Linked DNA regions of Mus musculus: regions 1 and 3 are each linked to region 2. The links are chromatin loops, found by intact Hi-C in ENCODE. Cell type or tissue: heart. All regions are shown on one strand.

What was found. Peaks named below come from ENCODE experiments on the same cell type or tissue, not always from the same donor. Only the 100,000 strongest peaks of a DNase experiment are listed, where the experiment ranks them.
Region 1: a loop joins it to region 2, with 2.0 times the contacts of the local background. A loop is called at or near these places in 2 of 42 quality-filtered maps.
Region 3: a loop joins it to region 2, with 2.4 times the contacts of the local background. A loop is called at or near these places in 3 of 42 quality-filtered maps.

What each region holds. Positions count from the first base shown.
Region 1 is chr3:103,023,340-103,031,339 of GRCm38, forward strand. Csde1 (cold shock domain containing E1, RNA binding) reads left to right here. Exons shown (of 19, transcript NM_001161854.2): 2 at 5,450-5,873. Among named protein-coding and RNA genes, the nearest start is that of Csde1, 6.8 kb to the left of the region's middle. In heart, a CTCF peak has its summit at 3,032 (motif pointing right); no DNase peak of the experiment used is centred here.
Region 2 is chr3:103,274,990-103,282,989 of GRCm38, forward strand. Trim33 (tripartite motif-containing 33) reads left to right here and starts at 4,304. Exons shown (of 20, transcript NM_053170.3): 1 at 4,304-5,457. The coding sequence starts at 4,890. In heart, no CTCF peak of the experiment used is centred here; DNase peaks (open chromatin) are centred at 4,662 and 5,522; H3K4me3 peaks cover 3,082 bases; H3K27ac peaks cover 2,508 bases.
Region 3 is chr3:103,379,524-103,387,523 of GRCm38, forward strand. No RefSeq gene overlaps it. Among named protein-coding and RNA genes, the nearest start is that of Gm25869, 44 kb to the right of the region's middle. In heart, a CTCF peak has its summit at 6,983 (motif pointing right); a DNase peak (open chromatin) is centred at 3,838.

The DNA of each region.
Region 1 (8,000 bases), 250 kb before region 2:
CCTGTACTGGGGCATATAAAGTTTGCAAGTCCAATGGGCCTCTCTTTCCAGTGATGGCCGACTAGGCCATCTTTTGATATATATGCAGCTAGAGTCAAGAGCTCCGGGGTACTGGTTAGTTCATAATGTTGTTCCACCTATAGGGTTGCAGATCCCTTTAGCTCCTTGGCTACTTTCTCTAGCTCCTCCATTGGGAGCCTTATGATCCATCCTTTAGCTGACTGTGAGCATCCACTTCAGTGTTTGCTAGGCCCCGGCATAGTCTCACAAGAGACAGCTACATCTGGGTCCTTTCAATAAAATCTTGCTAGTGTATGCAATGGTGTCAGCGTTTGGATGCTGATTATGGGGTGGATCCCTGGATATGGCAGTCTCTACGAGGTCCATCCTTTCATCTCAGCTCCAAATATATATTTTTTTGAGTAAAATATTAACACTATGTTGCAAAATCAAGTTGAAATGTTGACATTTTGTAAGACACAAAGAATTGTGTTTTTTGAAGCTTTCTTTTCTGAAAACAAAGGGAGAATCATTTTGAGATCTTTGCCCAAACTGTTTAAGCAGTTGGGAAGCTTAGACAGGAGGATTTTTGAATTGGAAGCCATCCTGGGCTACATAGGGAGACCTTGTTTCACAACATGAAAAAATTCAGAATTTTATACAGTGGTTACAACTATAAAAATTTAGTTAGTGGCAATAATTTATGTGGTGAAACTGCTGTGACTTGTGGTGTTTTGGTTTTGAGTGTGTGTGTGTGTGTGTACACATATAACATACATATACATGTATACATGCTTTTCACGATAGGGTTTCTCTCTGTAGCTCTGTCTGTCCTGGAACTAGCTCTGTAGACCAGGCTGGCCTTATCAATCTCAGAGATCCTCCTGCCTGCACCACTACTGCCTGGCATAACTTTTGTTTTGTTTTGTTTTCCTTCTTGAATCTCATCATTCCAAGACAGAGGGTCTCACTGTAGACAAGTCTGGCCTCAATTCAGAGATCCACCTGACTCTATGTCTCCTGAGTGCTTGTCTTAAAGGTGTGTGCCACCACAACCAAGGCACTTGTTTTTAAATCCCTTTTACCCAAGCAGGATTTAGAAATCCCCTTTATCTTGCATTAGATGTTTTCCACTTGAATGTGGTAATAATAATTAAAAACAAACCAATACAAAACTTTAGAAATATTTAGTGTCTTTTAATGCTAAGGTACAGCATTAATACAAAGTTGACAATAAATGTCTCTGCTCTTTCCCAACATTGTACAGGTAAAATACCATTGGTTTAAAGCTACAGAAAATAAATTGCATTTCTGTTTGTCCAACTTGGTAATTACAAACTCCAGTAAGCAAGCAAGTCTTTGGTGGATATTGCCTCCTTTTATTAGTTGAAATCTTTGCCTAGTAAACTTACTGTTGCTTTAAAAGACATGTTTTTCCTTCTCAGTTGATGGCTTATTCTGCAGTGCTTTAGCCACTAAGCTAGGTGTGGCTATTAAACATTGAAAATGTAACTTGAGAACTGGGCATGGTGGTTCATGTCTTTGATCCCAGCAGCTAGGAGACCGGGGCAGATAGATCTCTGAGTTTGAGGCCAGCCTGCTCTACAAAGGAAATTGTAGGACTATACAGAGAAACCCTGCCCAAGTTGTGGGAGTGGGGAATAAGTTGAACTGAAATATATTGTAATTATAAAATAACACTAATTTCAAGGAATGATTTATTTGGTCAATTACATGTGTACATTAATTTTTATTTATTTTTATTTTTGTTTTTTTGAGACAGGGTTTTTCTGTTATAGCCCTGGCTGTCCTGGAACTCACTTTGTAGACCAGGCTGGCCTTGAACTCAAATCTGCCTGCCTCTGCCTCCCAAGTGCTGGGATCAAAGGCGTGCGTCACCATGACCAGCAGGAAAGTTTAAATTAGAAATGTAGGTATACAAGTGTATGTACTGGGAATATAGCTTAAAAGTTTGCTCAAAGTTCTGGGTTCAGTCCCCAGCCCAGCATAAAACTGAATATAGTGGCAAACCCAGCAATCCCAACTTCAGGGACAGTGTTAAAAGTTCAAGGTCATGTTCTACTACGTGGTGTCTCAAATTAGACCTAGCGTAGAGTAGGTTTTTGTTGGAAAATAATTTCTTTAGCTTCTCACCCTGTCTGTTGTGTTGAATAGCAGTTCCATGCTGATTCATACTTTTAAATGTCCCAAGTATCCAGATCTCTAACAGCCCAGCCCAGTTGTTACTACTGAATATATACAAAAGGATAGTTGCATCAATTTTTTAGTTCCCCTTAATAATGACTTGCATTTTTATTTTTTATTTTATTTACATATTTTGTTTAGTATTTCAAGACAGGTTTCTGTCCTGGAACCTGATCTGTAGACAAGGCTGGCCATGAACTCAGATCTGTCAACCTGGCAATTTATATTATTAGTTATCTAAAGTTTTTTTTGGGGGGGGGATTTGTTTGTTTGGGTGGGTGGTTGGTTGATTGGTTTGACATGGCTTCTCTGGAGCCTTGGCTGTCCTTGAACTGTAGGTCAGGCTGACCTCACTAAGATTTGTCTGCCTATGTCTCCTAAGTGCTAAGATTAAAGGAATGTACCACCATAGCCCAGCATTATCTAAAGTTTATCATTAATCTTAGTTTCACAAGACAATGCTCAGTAGTAGAGCATTTGCCTAGCATGAATGACATAGAGGGTTCAGTTCTCAGCACCACAAAACACACAAAGGAGGAAGAAAACAAAAAAGGTCAAAGAAAGCATAGTTTGTGTTTTTTAAAGTTCAGTGAAATTCTGGTAGTGGAGATTCTGACCAATTTGGTTGGGTCTTTGTTTTTCCTCTAAAAAGAAAGTACTTTTTGCTTTAACTCCTAAAGTAACACAATAATTGATAATTAGTGATACTCTTTACCTGTGGAACAGTGGGGGAAACAGTTGAGACTCTTCAATTGTTCTCTACTTTTTTTTTTTTTAAGATTTATTATGTATACAGCATTCTACCTGCTGTATGCCTGCATGCCAGAAGAGGGCACCAGACCAGACTTCATTTAGATGATTATGAGTCACCATGTGGTTGCTGGGAATTGAACTCAGGACCTCTCGAAGAGCAGCCAGTGCTCTTAACCTCTGAGCCATCTCTCCAGCCCAATTGTTCTCTATTTTTAAAGTGTCTGGCTTTAGAAGGAATAAAAGGAGATGCATTTGTTTTCAGACAGTTAAAGGAGTCAATACCACTTATGAATGTTATTTGGAGTAGCTAGCCAATTTTATATAAACTACAAGTTTTGAGACTTGATTTGGTTGAAAACCATTCAGTTACCTATAAAATCTACAAATAAGAAGACACTAATTCTTCTTCTCAATTGTGCTTAATATATATATTGCTAGGCCCCATTAGTATTCAAGATTGGCTCTGCAATATTCTCAGATTGTAGATTGTAGGAGTCTTTATTTCTTAGACAGTTATCAACATGTTGTGTCCTCCAGTTCAAATTTTAAAAACTCCTCCTCCTCTTCCTCCTTTTGTAAATAGACAATTTTTCTGTGTATCTGTGGCTGTCCTGGAACTCAATTTGTAGACCAGGCTGGCCTGGACTGCACAGAGATCTGCCTGTCTCTGCCTCTCCAGTGCTAGGATCAGAGGCATGGCTTCATTCCGCCCAGCCTTTGTTTTCTGAAACATGGTTACTCTACATAGGTGTGGAATTGTGGGCATGTCCTACCACATCTAGATCACCTTATAGTCACCCTGTTGCCCTAACTATTGTGTATTTGATTATGAGTATGCCAAGGTACAGGGGTCAAGTTATGGAAGTCAGAAGACAACTTTGGATTTTTTTCCTCTGTCTACTTTTACAGGGGTTCCCAGGGATTGAACTCAAGTTTTCAGCCTTGTGCACCAAGTAAATACCTTTATTCAATAAGCCATATTACTGGCTTGGCACCATTCTTGTTTTGTAATGTTTTTCAAATGAAAATATTATCTTTCAACTTGTTTACTATTTTTCTTTTCATACAAAACAGTTGCCAAATGTAATGTGCACCTGTATTCCTAGCATCTTGGGAGGTGAGATTGTGGGAAAATTCCCTGGGGACAAGAATTCAAGACCAGCCTAGGCAACATAGGAAAAACCTCATCTAAAATAATACTCGTTTTTACATTTATTTTCTTTGTACTTGAATTTATCAGTGTGCAGGTACACAATTGTGTAGGTTGCAGAGGACAGCTTGCTAAGTCAGCTCTCTCCCACCACGTGGGTCCTGGGAATCTTGGTGGAAAAGTCTTTACATGCTGAACCATTTCATTCAGTGGCTTGTAACAATTTTCTATTGCATTTTATTTTGTGTGTATATGTGTGGGCACATATACATATATGTGCATGTGCCCTGGTAGTCTGTCAGAACACAGACTGCAGGAGCGCCTTCTCTCTCATAATCTGGTTCCACTGCACCTGTCTCAGTAGCTTTCTTCCCACTGTTACCGACCCTCTCTTCTATCCAGGCTGACCTAGTCAGTTCCTCTGAAATACACCACACTTGTCATTGTCCATCCATGCCAGAGGTCTTGACTTGAAGCAAGACTTAAAAAAGTAAAAAATTCCATGAGAGTCCATGCTTTTAATTCCATCACTCAGGAGGCAGAGGCAGGTCGATCCCTGAGTTTGAGGCCAGCTTGGTCTACAGAATTCCAAGACAGCTGGGTCTACAAAGAGATACAGTGTCTTGCACTTCCTCCCCCCAAAAATGCCACGAGGGACAACAAGATGGCACAGTGGGTAAAGGAATTGAGTTCACTACTAGCAACCTAAGGTGACTTCCAAAAAACCATCTTGACATCCATGCACACAGGCCATGGTTTTTAAGGAGAAATCACATAATGCTACAGTGTTCCTATTTTCAAAGAACTTAATATTTTGTAGTTGTTCAGGCTTGTCTTAGTGATCTTTATGCGCAGGATACTTAGTTGTTTATTTACTCTTAGTTTTCCAGGTTCTGTTCAGATTCCCTCTTAGTTGTGTGTGTTCGCTGCATTACTTTGCTGCTAGTATACTGGTGAAAGGAGTGTGCCTACTGATGTAGTGTGTTAGCTAGGTGGTTAGCCTACCTAGCAACTGAATTTTGTGTTCTGTATTCTACTTTTCTCCAGTGTAGCTTTTCTGATCTAGATCTAGATTGCATACTTCAATGGGGAGTTTGTTTTCAATAAAGCCTAACACACAGATGTCTGTAAGATGCTTGTGCTAGCTGGATATCATAACTTTGCAGGTGATGAAGAGATTAGCAGGACTTTGGGATAATTTGGGGTCTTTGCAGAGGATGTAGGCCATCCTCACTTGAGCACTCAAGAGTGAACAGTTTCAAGTACTTGCATCACTGGATCCTTCCACTCTCTGACCCTGGTTCTCTAATAGCTAACTTTTGTCTTTGTCTCTATCTCCAGTATGAAGTGTAACAGAACAGACTTTACCACCTGAAACTGCTGCTTCAAGTTCAGATCAGGCAAGGAACAGACCCGCAACAACCAACAACACCAAAGAAGAGTACACAAGTTGAAGACACAACACTTGATCTGAAACAAGAAGTTTGTGCCTACTCAACAGCTTTGAAAGAGCACTTCCCAACGCTGCTAGTAGTCTTTGTTTTCTTCAGTGCTGTACTGTGAGATTGCCCGGTGCAGCAGCAGTTGTATTCTTTATTAGCTTGGTAGATCATTTCCTCTCGCTCTCCTTTTTTTTTTCTTTTTTTCTTTTTCTTTTTTTTTTCTTTTTTTAAATACTAGCAACTTTCATCCTTTGGAACTTGTGCTGAAAAAAGAAGAGTCAGCAAATACTACTGAAAGTGCAATATTTGATTATCACTGCGAGGTAGGTTTGAATTTTCATTGGTTAATCTATGAGCTGAACATGGTAGTATATGCATGGGTGGTTTGCATGCTTACTGTATTGCTTGTTAGGTATCGCTAGTGCCAGAAGAGTATGTATGGTAGTGAATAAAGTGTTCACAAATGTACATTTAGAATATTTTAACACAAAATATTACTGTTAAATATGAACTAAAAGAGAAGGTTCTCGGTGCTAAGAGTATAAGGAACAGGAGGCATCTGGACAAAGCAATACTTTGTCAGGAGGAAAGGGTCTTCTCTAGAGTACAGAAGCAATAGTTCTCAGATTCTCTAGGAGGCTTGAGAGCACAGGACTGTAGTGAGCAATTGAGTTATACACAGGCTAGAGAATACAGTTTTTATGGGTTGTCTTGAGTAACTGGACAGAGAAGCTTTTGGGAGCTAAGTTCTGAAAGTTAGAGTATATTAGCTCTGTTCTGTATGAATGGGAGCTATTGGATGGTTATTAGAAGTTATGGACTTTTTCAAAGGGAAGATGGCTTGATTCATTGAAGATGAGAAAATCTACTGAAAGAGTAGACAGTTAAGACAAAGGCTGGTGAGCAGGCAGAAGTGGGGTTCTAATGGTAAAAGGATCTTGTAACAGGTTCGATGTGAAGCTAAGCCTAGGGAGAAAACAGCCTTAGTCCATCGAGTTGTCCAAACTAGAAAGACCGTTTGTCATTCACTAAAAGAAGTTTGTGTCAGAGCTTGTTGAAATGGGGACCTCTTTTCAGTTTGAAATCAGAAGTCAAAGACTGCTAGTATGGTATATTAGTTATCTGAGGGAATTAGAGTTATAAAGAGCGATTTTTTTTTCTTTTTAGTTTTCTAAAATAGTCTTTGAATGGAGAACGGAATCAGAATCATTGGGTTATAGGTAATAAAGGAAATACTATGAAGAGAACATTAAAGAAGAGCAACACAAACACATAGGAAAGGAACACAAAGGAAGATGATTTCAAAAGGTTGACAGCGGTTTAAAAATGTTGCAGATGAAATTTAATGAAAATGGAAACAGTTTGTCTTACTCATTTCAAGAAGCACTCAGGTCTGTTGTGGAGGAGCACTTTCTTTTGATTTTATTTTTTTGTGTATGAGTATGTGCCTGAGTGTATATTTGTGCACCATGTGCTGGCAGGATCCTTCAGAGGCTAGAAGAGGCATTGAATTTCCTGGAACTTGAGTTACAGATGGTAGTGAAGTACCATGTGAGTGCTGGGAACTGAAGCTTGGTCCTTAGCAAGACCAGCAAGTGCTCTTAGCTACCCATGTCATTTCTTTTCCTTCCTTCCTTTTAGACAAGGGTTTCTCTATCTAGCTTTGGTTGTCCTGAAACTTTGTCTCTAGACCAGGCTAGCCTCAAACTCAGGGATCCACCTGCCTTTGCCTACCAAGTGCTGGGATGAAAGGTTTGTGCCACCACTCCTTGGCTCTCATTTTGTTTCCTATTTTCTTTTCTTTTTTTCTTTCTTTCTTTTCTTTTTTTTTAAGATTTATTTATTTATTTAGTATATGTAGGTACACTGTAGCTGTCCTCAGACACTCCAGAAGAGGGAGTCATGGTTGTGAGCGACCATGTGGTTGCTGGGATTTGAACTCCTGACCTTCGGAAGAGCAGTCGGGTGCTCTCACCCACTGAGCCATCTCACCAGCCCCTTTCTTTTTAAAAAAAAAAAAAAAAAAAAGGTTTTTTTTTTTTCTTTATGTATATGAGTACACTGTAGCTGTCTTCAAATGCACTAGATGAGGTCATTACAGATGGTTGTAAACCACCATGTGGCTGCTGGGAGTTGAACTCAGGACTTCTGGAAGAGTAGTCAGTGCTCTTAACCTCCTGGAACTCACTTTGTAGACCAGGCTGGCCTCGAACTCAGAAATCTGCCTGCCTCTGCCTCCCAAGTGCTGGGATTAAAGGCATGCACCACCACTGCCCGGCAATGATAACTATTCTTAGTGATAAATTTATCTCCAGAACCAATTTTATGATAATTGTTCTAGCATATCTTGTGTCTTTTTCTTCTTCGTCTGAGTAAGTTTAGGCTATTCCTTCTTTTGGGCTAGATGGAGATGCCTACCACAAACTAAAGCTGCTTATAAGCTAAAGGAA
Region 2 (8,000 bases):
GGACTGTCTCTGCCTCTTTTGTCTGCCTTTGGGACCCTTTCCCTCCTACTGGGTTTCCTTGGGTAGTCTTTTTGTTTGTTTGTTTTTGGTTTTTTGGTTTTTTGGTTTTTTGAGAAAGGGTTTCTCTGTGTAGCCCTGGCTGTCCTGGAACTCACTCTGTAGACCAGGCTGCCCTCAAACTCAGAAATCCGCCTGCCTCTGCCTCCCGAGTGCTGGGATTAAAGGCGTGCACCACCACCCGGCTATCCATGTGTTGCTCTTAAGTAGCCTCTCTTTCCTGTGTTAGTCTTCTGAGAGTTGGGTATATACTATCTCTGACTCATAGTATCAAATGTTTCTCTGATTGGTCACTTTGTCTGCCCCTCAGTTAGACATCACTTTCTTCTTCTTCTTTTTAAAATTTATCTATCTAATCTATCTATCTATCTATCTATCTATCTATCTATCTATCTATCTATCTATCTATTATATGTAAGTACACTGTAGCTGTCTTCAGACACTCCAGAAGAGAGCATCAGATTTCGTTACCGATGGTTGTGAGCTGTTACCACGTGGTTGCTGGGATTTGAACTCAGGACCTTTGGAAGAGCAGTCAGCGATCTTAACTGCTGAGCATCTTACCAGCCCTAGACATCACTTTCAAACCTTGCTGTTTCCTTCTACAAACTACCTTCATTGTTTGGGATTAAAGGTGTGTACTAAGGGCATGTCTATATTTCAGCCAGATGGAACAGACTAGATCTTTGGATGTGATCGCTTGCCAGAGTAGCCATATTGCTGGATTAAAATTCTTCTAACAGTCATTGTATCAATTGTAAATGAACTTGTGGCATGAATCTGCCTAGAGAAAAAGATGATTGAAAAGAGAAACTACAGTCAAGATTTGAGAAACTCCACCATTTAACAACTGTGCATGTGAAAATTTAGCTTAGAAGCCCTGTTCAAACTGTTCACATTCTACCAAAAAGCTTGTCTCCAGGCTTCCTGGGATATAACTCCAAGACCTTGGAATACTCTAGTATGAGTTTTTGTTTGCTTGAGGAGTTGGCCACGGTGTAGTTGAAATATCACAAGGGCATTGCATGCCTATGGGACTGACTCCCAATAAAAATTCTGACATTATGGCTTGGGTGAGCTCCCCTGATTGGCAGCACAATCTACACATTGACACTTATCACTGTTGGGGGAACTAATTTAACTCTAAGACAAAGGGACACGTGGAGACTTTGAGCCTGTTTTCCACTGGCCTTTGCTCTCCATGCTTTTTTTACCTAGACCTGGCAACTTTCAAAAATTATAACAGACTTTTGAAATTTTGTGGCTTTACTCAGCAAAGCACTGAGCCTAAGGCTGGTACTGGGAGCCCCTGACACAGCCCGTAGCATGGAAACTACATGTTCATGTGGCAGGAGGATAATCAGGAGAGGCTCACGTCATGAAAGCCAAGGAAATGATCCTGGAAAGGGAGAGGGCAACAGTGATATGTGGCCTTGAGAAGAAATGAAGGTTTGGAATCAGACAGGCAGGTCGAATGCAAAAATATGGATATAAATTACAAGGCTGGTGAAACCCTGGTGGTAGAGTGGTATGAGTGGAAATCTGGGCAGACTGGATTTAGGAATAAGTGGAGTATGACAAAATAGAAATATCTTTAGAGACACACATGAAAGAACTGAAAGTCAATTTTATTTATATTTAGATAAAAATACATCAAGGCTATTTGTTTTTTTTTTTTAAATTAGGGTTCCTTTTTCTCAACATCCTCTTTAACACTTGTTTTCAGTTTTCTTGATGATTGCCATTTTAACTGGGGTAAAATGGTATCTCAAAATAGTTTATTTGCATTTCCCTGATGACTATGGAAGTTGAACATTTTTGAAAAATAGTCATTGGCAATTTATTTGCATTTCTTTCTTTCTTTCCTTCTTTTTTTTTTTTTTTCTTTTAAAGTGTCTATTCATTAGCTCGTTTGGTGACTGGCCATTTTAGTTGCTTGGTATTTATTTTTCTCAGTGTTTGGTAAAGTCTGGATAGTAGCCCCTTGTCCGAGCATTTTTCTCAGTGTTTGGTAAAGTCTGGATAGTAGCCCCTTGTCCGAGCTGTAACCGGTAAAGCTTTCCCCCTGTTCTGTGCACTGTCTCTGTGCTCTACTGACAGTTCCTTTGCTGTGGAGAAACTTTTCAATTACATGTAGTCTCTCCATCTGGTGACATTTGTGGCTAGCTCTGTGTTATTGTTCCGTTCAGAAAATTCTTGTCTAGCCTAATGATTATTTAATAGCCTAAGATATTGAATTTGTATTATCAAAAACCTTTACAATGGCCGTACTATGTGGATCAGCAATTCCATTTTTAAAAATACTCCGAACAGAGACATGTAAAGGATGGCCATAATGCTAATCATAGTATTTTAATAAAATATTACAAACTACCTTATTGTTTAGCAATAGATAGCCAATGCATTATAATATATTTATATAATATTAAAAATCTACTTATTATTTAAGCTAGTATATATTTTATTAATTGCAAAAGTTAGGGATGCCGGGCATGGTGGCGCACGCCTTTAATCCCAGCACTTGGGAAGCAGAGGCAGGCAGATTTCTGAGTTTGAGGCCAACCTGGTCTACAGAGTGAGTTCCAGGACAGCCAGGGCTACAGAGAAAACCTGTCTTGAAAAACCAAAGCCAAAAACAAAACCAAAACAACAACAACAGCAACAACAAAAAGTTAGGGATATGTCTGAAAGCACTTTGTAAATTGGAAATTTCTGCTTATGTACTGTTGTATTTATTACTGGAATACCAATGTCCTCCTCCGTGGTCCTGGAAATACAGAAAAGCTGGTAGATAATGATTAGATGCAGAAATCCTGTTCTCTTTGATACTTGTGGTTTTTGAACTTAGTGACAAAGCATATGGAAGTTAATGTGTTCTTTGCATACCTTTGCACACCTCAGTGACATACTTCCTCCTGATACTTTCAAGCCGTTCTGCTCCCAGGTGACCAACCATTTAAATAAATGAAACTATGGAGGCCATTCTTTGTTTTTGTTTTTTCTTTTGGTTATTTTGAGACAGGGTTTCTCTGTGTAGTCCTGGCTGTCCTGGAACTCACTTTGTAGACCAGGCTGGCCTCGAACTCAGAAATCCACCTGCCTCTGCCTCCTGAGTGCTGGGATTAAAGGCGTGGGCCACCAGGCCTGGCCACATGGAGGCCATTTTTATTCAAACGACCACAAGTGTTATCTCCTATTTTTCCTTTCCTTGTTGAAGCCATTCCTCTCACACTAATTCCAGGGTCTCTGTTTGCCTTAGGCCCTTTGTTTTTTGCCACCTGCTCCTGTCTGGAATACTCTTGTGCAAGCCAGGTTTCTTCACCTTATCAGCAGAGCCCTTGCTCAATCAGCACAAATCCTTTACACTCGCCTTATTTTTACTCCAAAGCATTTATCATTTCCCCCGACATACTCTCCATGTTCATCCTCTAAACTGTCAACTTCTTGAAGGCAGAGAGTTTCTTTGTTCTCCTGCAGGAACCCCAACGTTTCTATCTTAACACGAAAGTCAGAAGAGATTTTGAAGGAATTGATGAAAAACGCTTTTCTGTGAATTTAAAAACTCACCCAAATAAATTTCCTGTATAACTACGGTCTAGGACGGGCTTGTGAGACTCACATTAAAACAGCTGTTGCACTTACATCATTTCCCCTCCCCCATTTCTTTTTGGAGGCAAGGTCTCCCTATGAAGCCTGATGCTTAAGCTGGCCAGGAACTCAGCAGTCTCCCTGCAGGTGACTACAGGTGGGCACTATATCAAGTTACACTTGTTCTGGCAGCACTGGCTAAATGAAGGTCTGATGGCAGCCTGAGGCGGAGAGGCCCGATACCAACAAAACAAAACCCTTTCATAAAGCTTCTAAGATTGAGGTGGTGAGGACAGTCAGCTGGCCCACCCGGGGACGCCGAGTGAGATTCTCGGGATATAATATTGGTTAGAAACATGGTCTCCCAAACTGGCACATCAGCCGCAGGGACTTTTCAACATTCATCTGGTTTTCAACTTCCTGATTCTGTTTTGGGGTGTGGCCCTGGCATCTCTGTTTAGAAAAAAGCTCATTTGATTGGCTTTCAGGTATGTAGCAACGTTGGAGAATCACCTTAAGAAGCTAAAAATAGCTATTAGAAGACTTCTGTCTCACCGCAGGAGCCTATATCTGGAGACTTTTGGGGTGTGTGTGTACGTGGTGGGGGGAACTCTGCGCAGCCGCTCTCGGGTGTCACAGCCCTCTAGAGAACGCGGTCCAGCAACACCCAGCGAAGACCCAGGTGGTCCGCACCTCCTCGGTAGGAGGCCTCCGCGACCAAGCGCGCGACAGGTGAAGCTTCCGCGGTGGCGCGCCCGTCGCTGGGGATGGCGTCGCCGTGGAGACGCTCGCTCGGGGGCGAACGCAAGCCGGCCTCCTACTCCTGCATGTTTTCCCTCCCTTCTTCCCGCACCACCGCGGCTTCGGCGCTAGCAGCCACATCATAGAGACCCAGTTCCACCAGCTCCTACCGAGCTACACAACTCCAGCCGGGTGGCAACAGACCACACCGAGGCGCGGAGCTGCATCGCGGTCTGTCCCGCGAGCGCGCGCGGCCGGAGTTCCCGCCTCCCTCCGGAGGACGTCGGTGCGTACGTGCGCGTGCCCACCCCTCCCGCCCCGCGACGCGAGGGCGGGGGCGCCGCGTGCGCGCGCGCTCTCGTGCGTTCGCTCGCTCGCTCGCTCGCTACTTCGCTCGCTCTCGGCGGCCGCTCTTGCTGTGGCTGCGGCTGAGGCTGGGGGCGGCGGCGGCGGCGCGAGCGGCGGGCGGCGCGGGGCGGTCCGGCGGGTTCAAAGAGGAAAACATGGCGGAAAACAAAGGCGGCGGTGAGGCAGAGAGTGGCGGCGGGGGCAGCGGTAGCGCGCCGGTAACCGCCGGGGCCGCCGGGCCCACGGCGCAGGAGGCGGAGCCGCCTCTCGCCGCGGTGCTGGTGGAGGAGGAGGAGGAGGAAGGCGGCAGGGCTGGCGCGGAGGGCGGTGCGGCTGGGCCCGACGACGGGGGGGTGGCCGCGGCCTCCTCAAGCTCGGCCCCGGCCGCCTCGGTCCCCGCGGCCTCAGTGGGCTCCGCGGTCCCCGGAGGCGCGGCATCGACGCCGGCTCCAGCTGCTGCCCCAGCCCCGGCCCCGGCCCCGGCCCCGGCCCCGGCCCCCGCTCCCGCCCCGGCTCCTGGTTCCTCGTCGGGGCCACCTCTCGGACCACCAGCCTCGCTTCTGGACACCTGCGCGGTGTGTCAGCAGAGCTTGCAGAGCCGGCGCGAGGCGGAGCCCAAGCTGCTCCCCTGCCTGCACTCCTTCTGCCTGCGCTGTCTGCCGGAGCCGGAGCGCCAGCTCAGCGTGCCCATCCCTGGGGGCAGCAACGGTGACGTCCAGCAAGGTGAGCAGCAGGCCGCACCCGGGAGAATCTGGTGTGGCGGCTTGGGGTGCCGAGGGTGCTCGGACGGTGCAGTGCAGAGAGGTCTCCGAGACGAAAGCTACGGCCCCGGGGACGGTTACCAGAGAAGCTGCACCGCCGGAGATATGGGGAGAGAGAAGGGAGGGGTGCCGGCTGCGAGGGGCTGGGGGAGGGGATGCTGAGAGGGAGGTTTGAGGCGCTTCTGCAGAGGGTGGACTAAAGAGACAGAAAAGGGGTGTACCGAACCCTCCGTGAGAAGTGAGTTGGGGTGGGAAGGCCTGGTCCGACAGTGTTGATAGCTAGGGGTTGGAATGGATTGCTTATTGGCCTGTTCGGTTAAGAGAAAGAGCTACCGATTAAATGGTAATAAAAGACATTGGAGTCCTTGGGTTAGAAGAAGGCACTAGGGTGACATTGCGATGAGGAGCTTGGTAAGTGATATTAGTTGTGAGGGGCCTGCGTGGTTAAGGGGAAATCCTGGGATTTGAGGATGAAGAGAGGAACTTGGAAGGGAAGAGTGTCAGGGAGAGTTGGGCTTATGTTATTTCATTTGTTATGCATTAATAGCTCAAGTATTCAGGGCACTGTGCTAGAACTGAATAAAATGCTCAGTGAGGACTCCTTCAGTCCAGTAGTGGAACCCTGTGTCACCTGAAGCAGTAGAGGTGTGGGTATCATGGTTGTGGCATTAGAAGGAAGGCCTGGCTGGAAAGCTTGAGTGACCACTTCGCGGGGGCGGACAGTATTCCCAGCACAGGACACTTTCTACAACTCTAACTAAAGGATGGTATGTAAGATGACTGGAAGTTAGATTGGATTAATTGGCTACATAGTTAAGGAAGTCCATCCTTCCAGTTTCTGGAAACTGTGTTTGGATTTGAGATGCCATATTGGATTTTTCTGTTTCCTAGAAAGATCTCTTGTGTAGTACTCTAGCAGGGTACTACATGCCCATTATGAAAGTGTTTCTATATAGAAATTAAATAAATATACTATGGGTAGATAACATCCTACAACTAATAGGCGTTCTGATGAGCTTGCTAAAAGGTTTATATTTCAAAGCTTTTTTATTTTTTAAAGATTTATTTATTTATTATATGTAAGTACACTGTAGCTGTCTTCAGACACTCCAGAAGAGGGGGTCAGATCTTGTTACAGATGGTTGTGAGCCACCATGTGGTTGCTGGGATTTGAACTCTGGACCTTCAGAAGAGCAGTCGGGTGCTCTTACCCACTGAGCCATCTCACCAGCCCTATTTCAAAGCTTTTGAATTAATTTTGGAACTTCAGGGAAGGGATTGTGGACTGTCCTAAAGGGTTGTTTGGTATTTATCCTGTAGACCAGAGGACCTTCCTGAAGGGTCTCTTTTATCCTAGGCTATAGGGTGACCTTGAACTTTTAATTCTATTGCTTTTGTCTAACTTCAGGGAGTACAGCCATTCATTCACCACAACTTCTGGATTTATGCAGTGCTGCTGATGGAATGGGGAGTGGGGACTTCATGGTCAGTTGAACTAGCCCAACTCTGGAAGAGTTTTTATATCAAGAGGAAAAATAATCATGTCTTGATCCAGAAAATATGGCTTAGCGCATTTGGAGGAATGAGGAGAGGCATGACTGCAGGTGGGAAGACCGGTTAGGAGAACTTTTGCCAATTCTAGGGAAGAAAATGTGTGGACTGGGCAGTAAAGACCTGTAGTAGCTGTTACACAGGGCACATTTGATAGTAGGGTGGGTGTTAGCTTTTTGAGAAATGGCTGATTTTGGGCTTTCCCCTAGGTCCATTTCCTACTTAGGTTTTGGACAGATGAATTATTTCATAATTTATTTTTTCCTCATTTGTAAAATAGGGACAGAAGTAGTACACTATAGGGTTGAGAATATGAAGTGAAAGAAAATATAAAGTGACTGGTACATGGTAGTTGCTAACAAAATAAATGGCAGGCAGTTTATTACCAGTAACTGAGTGTAAGTGGCCATAGAAATGGAGATGGAGGAGAGCACCATTGCTAGATGATTTCCAGGTTTCTTGTTTGGTGGGTTGTACCTCTGTTTAAATGAGGAATCTCAGGCACATAGTCAGGTATTGGTGATGGAAGAAGGAAGGATATTGCGGTTTTGAACGTGACAGGCAATAATGTTAAGAATAAAATTTCTTTTTTTGTTTTTGTTTTAGAGTTAATCTCTCATTGTAGTCATGGCTGTCCTGAAACTCAATCTGTAGACTAAGCTGACCTTAAACTCAGAGAACCTCCTTCCTCTTTTCCTGAGTCTTGGGATTAAAGGCGTGAACTCCCACTGCTCAACCGAGAGTAAAGTTCTGAGCTGTGTGCTGACATATACCTATGATCCCACCACTTAGGCTGGAGCGTGAGCATTGCTGTTGAGTTTAAAGCCAACCTGATTTGCATGCACACAGAATCTGTCTTCACATAACAACAGATATATCAAAAATTGAATTTTGGCTGATGGAGATACTAAATAATAGGTTTAAAGGGGATAACTGCATATGCCCTTAAGAGCA
Region 3 (8,000 bases), 100 kb after region 2:
TGCTCAATTTGCACCATAAAGTTTCAACTGACAAAGGAGAGGAGTGGCCCCTGACTGTGCCTGCCTTGCACAATGGCTCCCCAGTGTTGGGAAAGAAATATGAGGAGGAGTGAGGCAGGAAGGGGAGCCATTTCCAGGCAGCTAGATCAGACCCATCAACCCTGACAGTCACTGGGTGACAGTATCACCGCAGATGGCCCTTACAGCCTTTACCTCCATCCGTCCTGCACACAGCATGCTAACCATCTAAGGCTCATATGTATTAGAGCTAGCACATACCTTCAGGGCTTCAAGGCTCATGACAGAAGTAACTAAGATGTTTTCAAAGGGCCAGGAACAGCAAGCCAATCAGTAGATGGGATGTCAAAGTTGTTCTGCACTCCCCTCAATCAGGATCAATCGTCCCACGATGAACACTGGCTTGTTCCTTCCAGCAATAACAACTTCCCTGGTGTCAGAGCCAGACCTCAGATCACCATTAGTCAGGCCAGGGTATGAACAGTGCTTAAATGCATGCTCCTGGCCTCTTCCCCCATCATCCTGAGACTCTTCCCAGCATCCCTAAAGACAAACTAAGGATGCATTGGTGTGTGCTTCCTGAAGCAGCCCCAAGGAGTAGATTCCTTCCCTCCTTCCCACCCCCTGCCCAGATTCTTCTGGGAGTCATTTTTGAGGCGGGTGGTCAGACCTAGACATTTCCCAAAGTCAGCCTCCACTCCCTCTTTGGCCTAGGACTCATTAACTGGGCAAGGTGAATCTCTATTAGGAAAACAACCTGACAGGATGGGAGGAAAAGTCCAGAAGCCACCCCCAGCAGTGCTCAGGGTGGGCCCTTGCCTCTTCAAGGCAGCCCAAAGGTGACTGGATTGGTTCTAAAGACAGAAACTCAGGCTGGTGAGATGGCTCAGTGGGTAAGAGCACCCGACTGCTCTTCCGAAGGTCTGGAGTTCAAATCCCAGCAACCACATGGTGGCTCACAACCATCTGTAACAAGATCTGACGCCCTCTTCTGGAGTGTCTGAAGACAGCTACAGTATACTTACATATAATAAATAAATAAATCTTAAAAGACAGAAACTCTTAGGTTACCTGGTATGACCCCAAGCTTGTGCCTTGTATACTCTCTGAGCAGACTGATGACAGGCACTGATTGGAAGGAGGAGTGAGGTGACTAGAGAGAGAAACAAGATGTCATTTCCTAAGCAGGCCAGGGAAGGGGTACCAAGGGTCATAGGGCTATTCCTAAAGACCCCTTCTTTTCAAATATATCAAATGCCGTGGCAACTCAGCCCTGGGACACACTCTGGGTGTGGGTGTGGGCTTTGCTGCCTTGCATGGATCCTGCTACAGAGGCTACAGCGGTTCTGGAGTCTGCCGGGAGCTCAGCCAGTGCCCACCAGGGTTGGCTCAGGGTGTCTGAATGACGACGGTCCTACCCTTGGGGACAGTCCTGAGCTGTGTCCCCAGGGGTTCCTCTCACTTTGTGAGAGTGAAAGCACGTGTCTTGGGGTCTGTGTCTCTTCTGCAACCCCAGACCTGAGTAATTTCAGTTTCTAGTCTGAGAGTCTTTGCCTGTGAGGAACACCAGGTCTTACCTAGTTCATAGGAAGAGTCTGAGGATTAAATGGGAGAGACTCATGAGAACGCTGCAGAATTTAAGGGTCTCAACGGCGGCTTTTCAGTCCCACAGGGTTTTCAGAAGAAATGAATGGTTAGGGGTTCTCCTGCGCTAGGGGAGACTAGGGCTGCTCTAGGCTGAGAGAACCTTTAGGCCACTGAGTTCTGTTGACCTGGAGGGTACCCAGCAAGTGTGGTGCTAAGGCACCTGCTCCGCAGAGCAAGATGCTCTGGGGAGATCTGGAGTAAGGTTGGAGGTTAGTGGAAGCCAGGCAGCACTTGCTGGATTCATCAGGTTCAGGGGGCCGGGGTCTCAGAGTGGGGATTGTCCCTGTGGTCCCAGACCCCAGGAATCCAAAGTGCTCAGCCTGATGGCTTGCTTCTCAGGTAGTCAGGCATGGCCTGGGGGACTAGAATGTTTCCCAGGGGCCTCTGGGAGCTTTGCCTGGAGTCTGAGCAGTCTAAGGACTGGCTGGCTATTGCACATCTGACCAGGCATCTGTCCGCCAGCCTGTGTTAGCCATGGCCCCACGTCCTCCTCGGTTCCCCTTAGCCTGAGGTTCTAAGAGACAGGTCTCAGAAATGGCACAGAAGGAGCAGTCCTGGGGGGCAAAGAAGGGAGAACCTGAGAGAGCAAACAATTGTGACATACAAACAGGAGGTTATATACAAACGCTTCACAGGTGAGTGGTCACACCCGACACCTAAACTCAGTAAGTAAAGATGTCTTGGAAAACCGTCTGATCTAAGTTTCAAACCCACATTCACATGTGAAGTAACGTTCCAATCTGTGTTCTCTTGGACGAGGTCGCCTTTGTGTAACAATTGTTAGGCTCCCTGAAACCTCAGAGTTTCTATGTTGAATAATAATTATTTTTTAATAATTCATTTTTTACTTCTACTTTATGGGCATTGTTGTTTTGCCTGTATGTATGGCCGTGTGAGGGTATCTTATCTCCCGGAGCTGCAGTTACAGATGGCTATGAGCTGTCACATAGGTGCTGGGAGTTGAACCCAGGTCCTCTGGAAGAACAACCAGTGCTCTTAACCACTGAGCCGCCACCACTACCATCATTATCATTACCGTCACCATCATCATCACCACTAGTCGGGGGCACACATGTTTCTGCACATGTGTGGAGGTCAGAGAACAACTTTGGGACATCAGTTCTTTCTTCACACTTTGGGATTCAGAGACACTCTGGACACTCTTCTTAAACGCGTTCTCACGACCGGCCAGGAAGAACACAACAAACCAGAATCTTCTGCGGCAAAACTTTATTGCTTACATCTTCAGGAGCCAGGAGCGCAAGCCCCAAGCCCCAAAAACGAAAGGCCCCCCGCTTACATCTTTAGGAGCCAGAGCGCCAGCGCGCCAGAGCGCCAGAGCGCAGAGCAAGAGAGAGAATGGCGGAAACCCCTTCCCTTTTAAGGAGAATTATCCTTCGCCTAGGACGCATCACTCCCTGATTGGCTGCAGCCCATGGCCGAGTTGACGTCACGGGAAAGGCAGAGTACATGTAGTGGTAAAATACCCTTGGCACATGCGCAGATTATTTGTTTACCACTTAGAACACAGCTGTCAGCGCCATCTTGTGACGGCGAATGTGGGGGCGGCTCCCAACACACTCTGGCCGACATCACTACACGGTGAGCCATCGTACTAGATGTTTTTTCTACGTCTTTAGTTCAAAGATCTTGTTTGCTTGTTTTTGTTTATTTTATGTGAATCAGTGTTTTGCCCGTTTGTGTGTGCAGCGCCTTTGGAGACCAGAAGAGGACATCAGATCCCTGGGACCTGGAGTTACAGACATTTGTGAGATGCCAGTGGGTGCTGGGAACTGAACCAGGGTCCTCTGAAAGAGCAGCTAGTGCACTAACCTAACCTCTCCAGACCCCAGCCTGGTTTTGCTGAGACAGAGGATGTAGCCCTGGCTGGCCTTGAATTCATGATCCTCCTGCCCTATCTCAAGTGCTGAGATATCCCAGTGGCCCACCACGCTTGGCCAAAAATGCCTTTGTTGTTGTTCTTAATCTGATAACTGCAGTGGATCCACTTACTGTGCTCCCAACCCTCAGATGTGGTCCAGGAAGAAGTCAAGCAAAGCCATCTGGGAGCTTCCTGGAGGAGCAGCGTAACTGAAGCCCGTGCGATAGGAGGCCAGTAGAATGTAATATTAACACAAGAGGGCAGACGCGTCTGCGGTCCTCTCAGAGGAGCACGGGCGCCCTCTGGTGGACAATACTGAGCGGAACGCCAGTGCTTTGCAAAGATGCGAAGGCTGGGTGGCCGCTAGGGAAGGGAGTTGCAGATTTCACGGGCTGGTGAGCAGGAAGGTTTGAAGTGTTTTGGACAGCTTTTAGAGCGGGCACTTAGGCTTCTTTCTGCCTGTCATGTGTTTAAGCTGGGGCAGGGAAGTCTTATGGCACAGATGGGACTTGCTGGACAAAGTTTTGTTTTGCTTTGTTTTCGGTCGCTGTTCTAAGAATATAAAAAACATTTGCCAAACAACCTAACCCCTTTGCTTTTTCACATTTTAAAATCTACGAATACCTTGACCAAGAATTTGGAAAAAGGAGATAGAAGGTCAGCCGGAGTCAGGGGCTGTGCTTGCCCTCCCTGCCACAGTCTGATGTCCTAGTGGCCCTAGGAATGGGGTGATGCACAGGGAGACACAGGCATTGAGGACTCCCTTGCAAGGACTGTGTGCAGAGTCAGGGGTGTTTTCAGACAGGATTGGCTGTGGCGCTGGAGGAGAGTCTTAGCATTTTTAAGCTACACTGGCTTTCCACACAGTAGTTTTTTTTTTGTTTTGTTTTTTTTTTTTTTTTTTTTTTTAAGATGTTTTCACTGGCTCCCCACACAGTGGGTGTTTGTTTCAGACAGGGGTGTTCTTTTTGAACAACAGAACCTAGGAATCTTCTCTGATTCAAGGTCCCTTTTCCCCATGTCAGTCTTGTCTTTGCTCCTCTCGACATAACAAGGCTGCTTACTGGGGAAACAAATAAAAAAAAAAAAACCTCAGGCTGTACCTAAATTATTTTAAAGATCATTAAATGAAACTGACAATGAGGAGATCACACTTGATAAAATCTGTCAGACTAAAAATTAACTGAAGAATACATTTACATCACCAACAGACAATTGGATTAGAAAAATAAAAATAAAAAAAGATAACAAAAGGAAAGTTCCCGCTGCGGTTCTGTAGTTGCTGGGATAGAAGGACCTGGCTCACAGTCAGCCATCTTTACGATGTATAATCTAAATGGGATAATTGTTAATGAAAAGAATTTCAAGAATATGATGATGGCTAGTGGGAAACCTTGGAAGATTTCAACTGCTCAGAAAATAGATCAAGCAATGAAGTTGAGGGCCGAGGAAATGGCTCGGAGGTTCACATGTTAGTCACAAAAAATGTGAGGACCAGCGTTCAGATTCCCCCAAACCCACATAAAAGCTGGGCCGGCATGGTGGCTCTTCTGTGATTCCAGCCATGGAAGGTGGGCACAAGGGATCCCCCAAAGCTAGCTGACTAGCAAGAATTAGCTGTCTGGGAGCGCTCTGGGTTTGATTGAGATACCCTGCCTTGTAGGACAGCAATGGAGGCTGGCTCCTGCCATCAACCTCGAATCTCTACACAAACCTCCACACATGCACCCACACATGCAAATTTACACACATACAGGCAAAACATGCATATATACATATGCGCTCCACACACATATGAAAATAGAAAACAATAGAAGAATGAGAAGAAATGAAGTTGACTCAAAGACATTTCCCACGTCTGTGATCTCCACTCCCTGTCACTCTTTCTCCTTACAGCGCTCAGGGCATGTGTGAAAGGCACTGACCTACTTTGTGCCTTATTCACAAACAGAATAACTCCAGTTTCAGATAGTGAGCTTTGAACTGCGTTTCTTGGTATTCAAGTCTCTTCACTTCCTGTGTCTTCCATTGGCTGTTCCTCCCCCTGCCCCCACCAAGGCACACCCCCAGCTCCCACTACTCCCCTTTATAGATTCCCCCACCCCAGTCTCCTCCTTCCCAGGGGTTCTCTCTGCAGCTTACTTCATATCCACACAGGCACAACTTCAAACCGCATCTGTGCTGACTGCCCCAGTGGCGCTTCTTATCTAAGCAGCGGCAGCAGCAGGCTGGGTGACCAAGGCAGCAAAAAGAATTTAATGGAATGATATTAGGTCTGTCCAGAATTGGCAGGCAAGCTGGAGACCAGGCTAGGAGAATGCACAGGAGTGTGGGGGAAGCACAATGGTTAGACACTTCTCCAGGGACATACCACAAGGGCCAGCTGGTCAGGACCTGCTGGTCCCTCAATGAACACACTGCCTCCCATCTTGGGCCACACTAGAGTGGCTGGGTGGAACCTGAGCTGTCCCTATGTCTCTGTGTCACATCCTGAAATGCTATGGGTACAGAGTCGGGGGGAGAACGGGCCTTGGCGGAAGGAGGGGCTCTTCCTCTTGCCCTCCATCCTGTGGCAAATTCTTCATACACAGGAAGAAGGTTCAGGGGCTGACACCTACCACATCTAAGATGTTTACCAGTTGACCTACCCCACAGAGGCTGTCTCAACTCCATTTTAGGCAAAGAGACTGCCTGGTTCATAGTCCCAAGATTTGTCAGGCCAGGCTAGTATTGTCTTAGACTTAGGTCTTTTTGGTTCTGCTTGGTCCCAGCTGCCACCCATTGAGTCTGAACATAGATTTCTAAGCCTGAGGACTCTGGCCCTGGCTTAAAGACCTTTGTGCATCATGATCTGCTCCTCCTCCTACCCACCCACAATTTAATGGTGCTTATCTTGAGGGGTAGGTGGTGGGGAGGGAGTGGTGGGCAGAAGTCAGCACCTTAGCTCATTTTGGCCAGGGTGGGGTGGTGGCGATGGTGGTGGCTGTTGTTTTGCACAGAGACTTTGAAGAGGTTTGAGTCAGTCTATAGACATAGGACAACTCCCTGCTCTCAGACAGTCCTCCTACATAACATAACATAGCTAACATAACATACATAACAGCTAAGCGATTAGATGTACTTATCTAAGGCTGGAGGCTCCCCACTCCCTTCTATGGCATGTGCCTTACACACACACACACACACACACACACACACACACACACACACACACACACCACACCACACACTCTGGTCTAGGCAGAGAAAATACTGTCCTCAGAAGAGCTTCTCTCCCACCATCTTTGCAGTCTGGCTGGCTTTCTTCCAGAACCATCTTTCTTTAGCTTTTAGTTTATTTTATGTATGTGGGCGTTGCCTGCATGTGTGCCTATGTACCGTGTGTATACATGCAGTGACTTCGGAGGCCAGAAGAGGGCATCAGCTGCTAGAACTGGAGTTCTAGATGGTTGAGAGTCACCTAATATTCTAGGTTGACCTCACTTAAGACTCTGTCTCACTCAGCTTCCTGAGGGCTGGCATTGCAGGCACAAGCCTGGCTCAGACAGTCTTTTGATGGGCCTTTAACTTTTCTTGTAATAACAAGCTCAGAGTTCTGCTTCCCGGCCACATTGGTGTCTGACTGTCTTTAGAAACCTGTAAAGCAGTGAGTGACAGAGCAGAGACTGCGCTCTTTCACAAGGACGCATGCGCAGGGAGTGACCGAGAAGAGACTGAGTGCTCCCACAAGGACGCATGCGCAGGAAGTGACAGAACTTTAGTCAGAAGCGAACGCAGAGGACACAGGTGTTTCAACGTTCAGGAAGTTTGAGTCCTTCAGATCTTGTTAAGTGTCCTTACAGTAGACTCTGGAGTCACAGTCTTCCCTGAACCACGTGACCCACTATCACCGCAGCTGGAAGGCGGGGTGGGTATCAATTCAACAGGTGTTGAAGCCTGGCTGTGCTTGAAGAGGTTGGTTTTGCTCATTATTGGAAAATCTCCGGGTGGGAAAAGAGAGGCTTAAACTTCTCGTTTTTTCATCTATCCAGTCTTCGTAGGAGAAGTCACACTCACAACAGCTCCTGTGACTCCTGCTTTTCATTTTGCTCTGTGTGAGTAGCAATATGGCCTTCAACGTTTTGCCTGAATGAGGTTTTTTTATTCCAGGTGACTCTAAGTGATAATTTAATTTTAGCAATTTACCACCCAGGGCCAGCAGCTGCCAGATTCCTTGAATCTTAGCTGGATTTTACTGCCTTGTTCTCTAAAATCCAATCTTCCAGCCAGCCCTCCAATTCCCTGTAGCCCTTGTTGATTCTTTACTATTTGGGTCCTTGAGTACACACATCAGAGACCAGCCGTGGATGACTTAATTAGGGAAGGAGCTGTCTTAGGGAAGCCTTGGACAGTACATGGCGTCTACAGACCTAGCCAGCCAGGCTTCGAAAACGAACAGGAGCTGGGAGTGGTG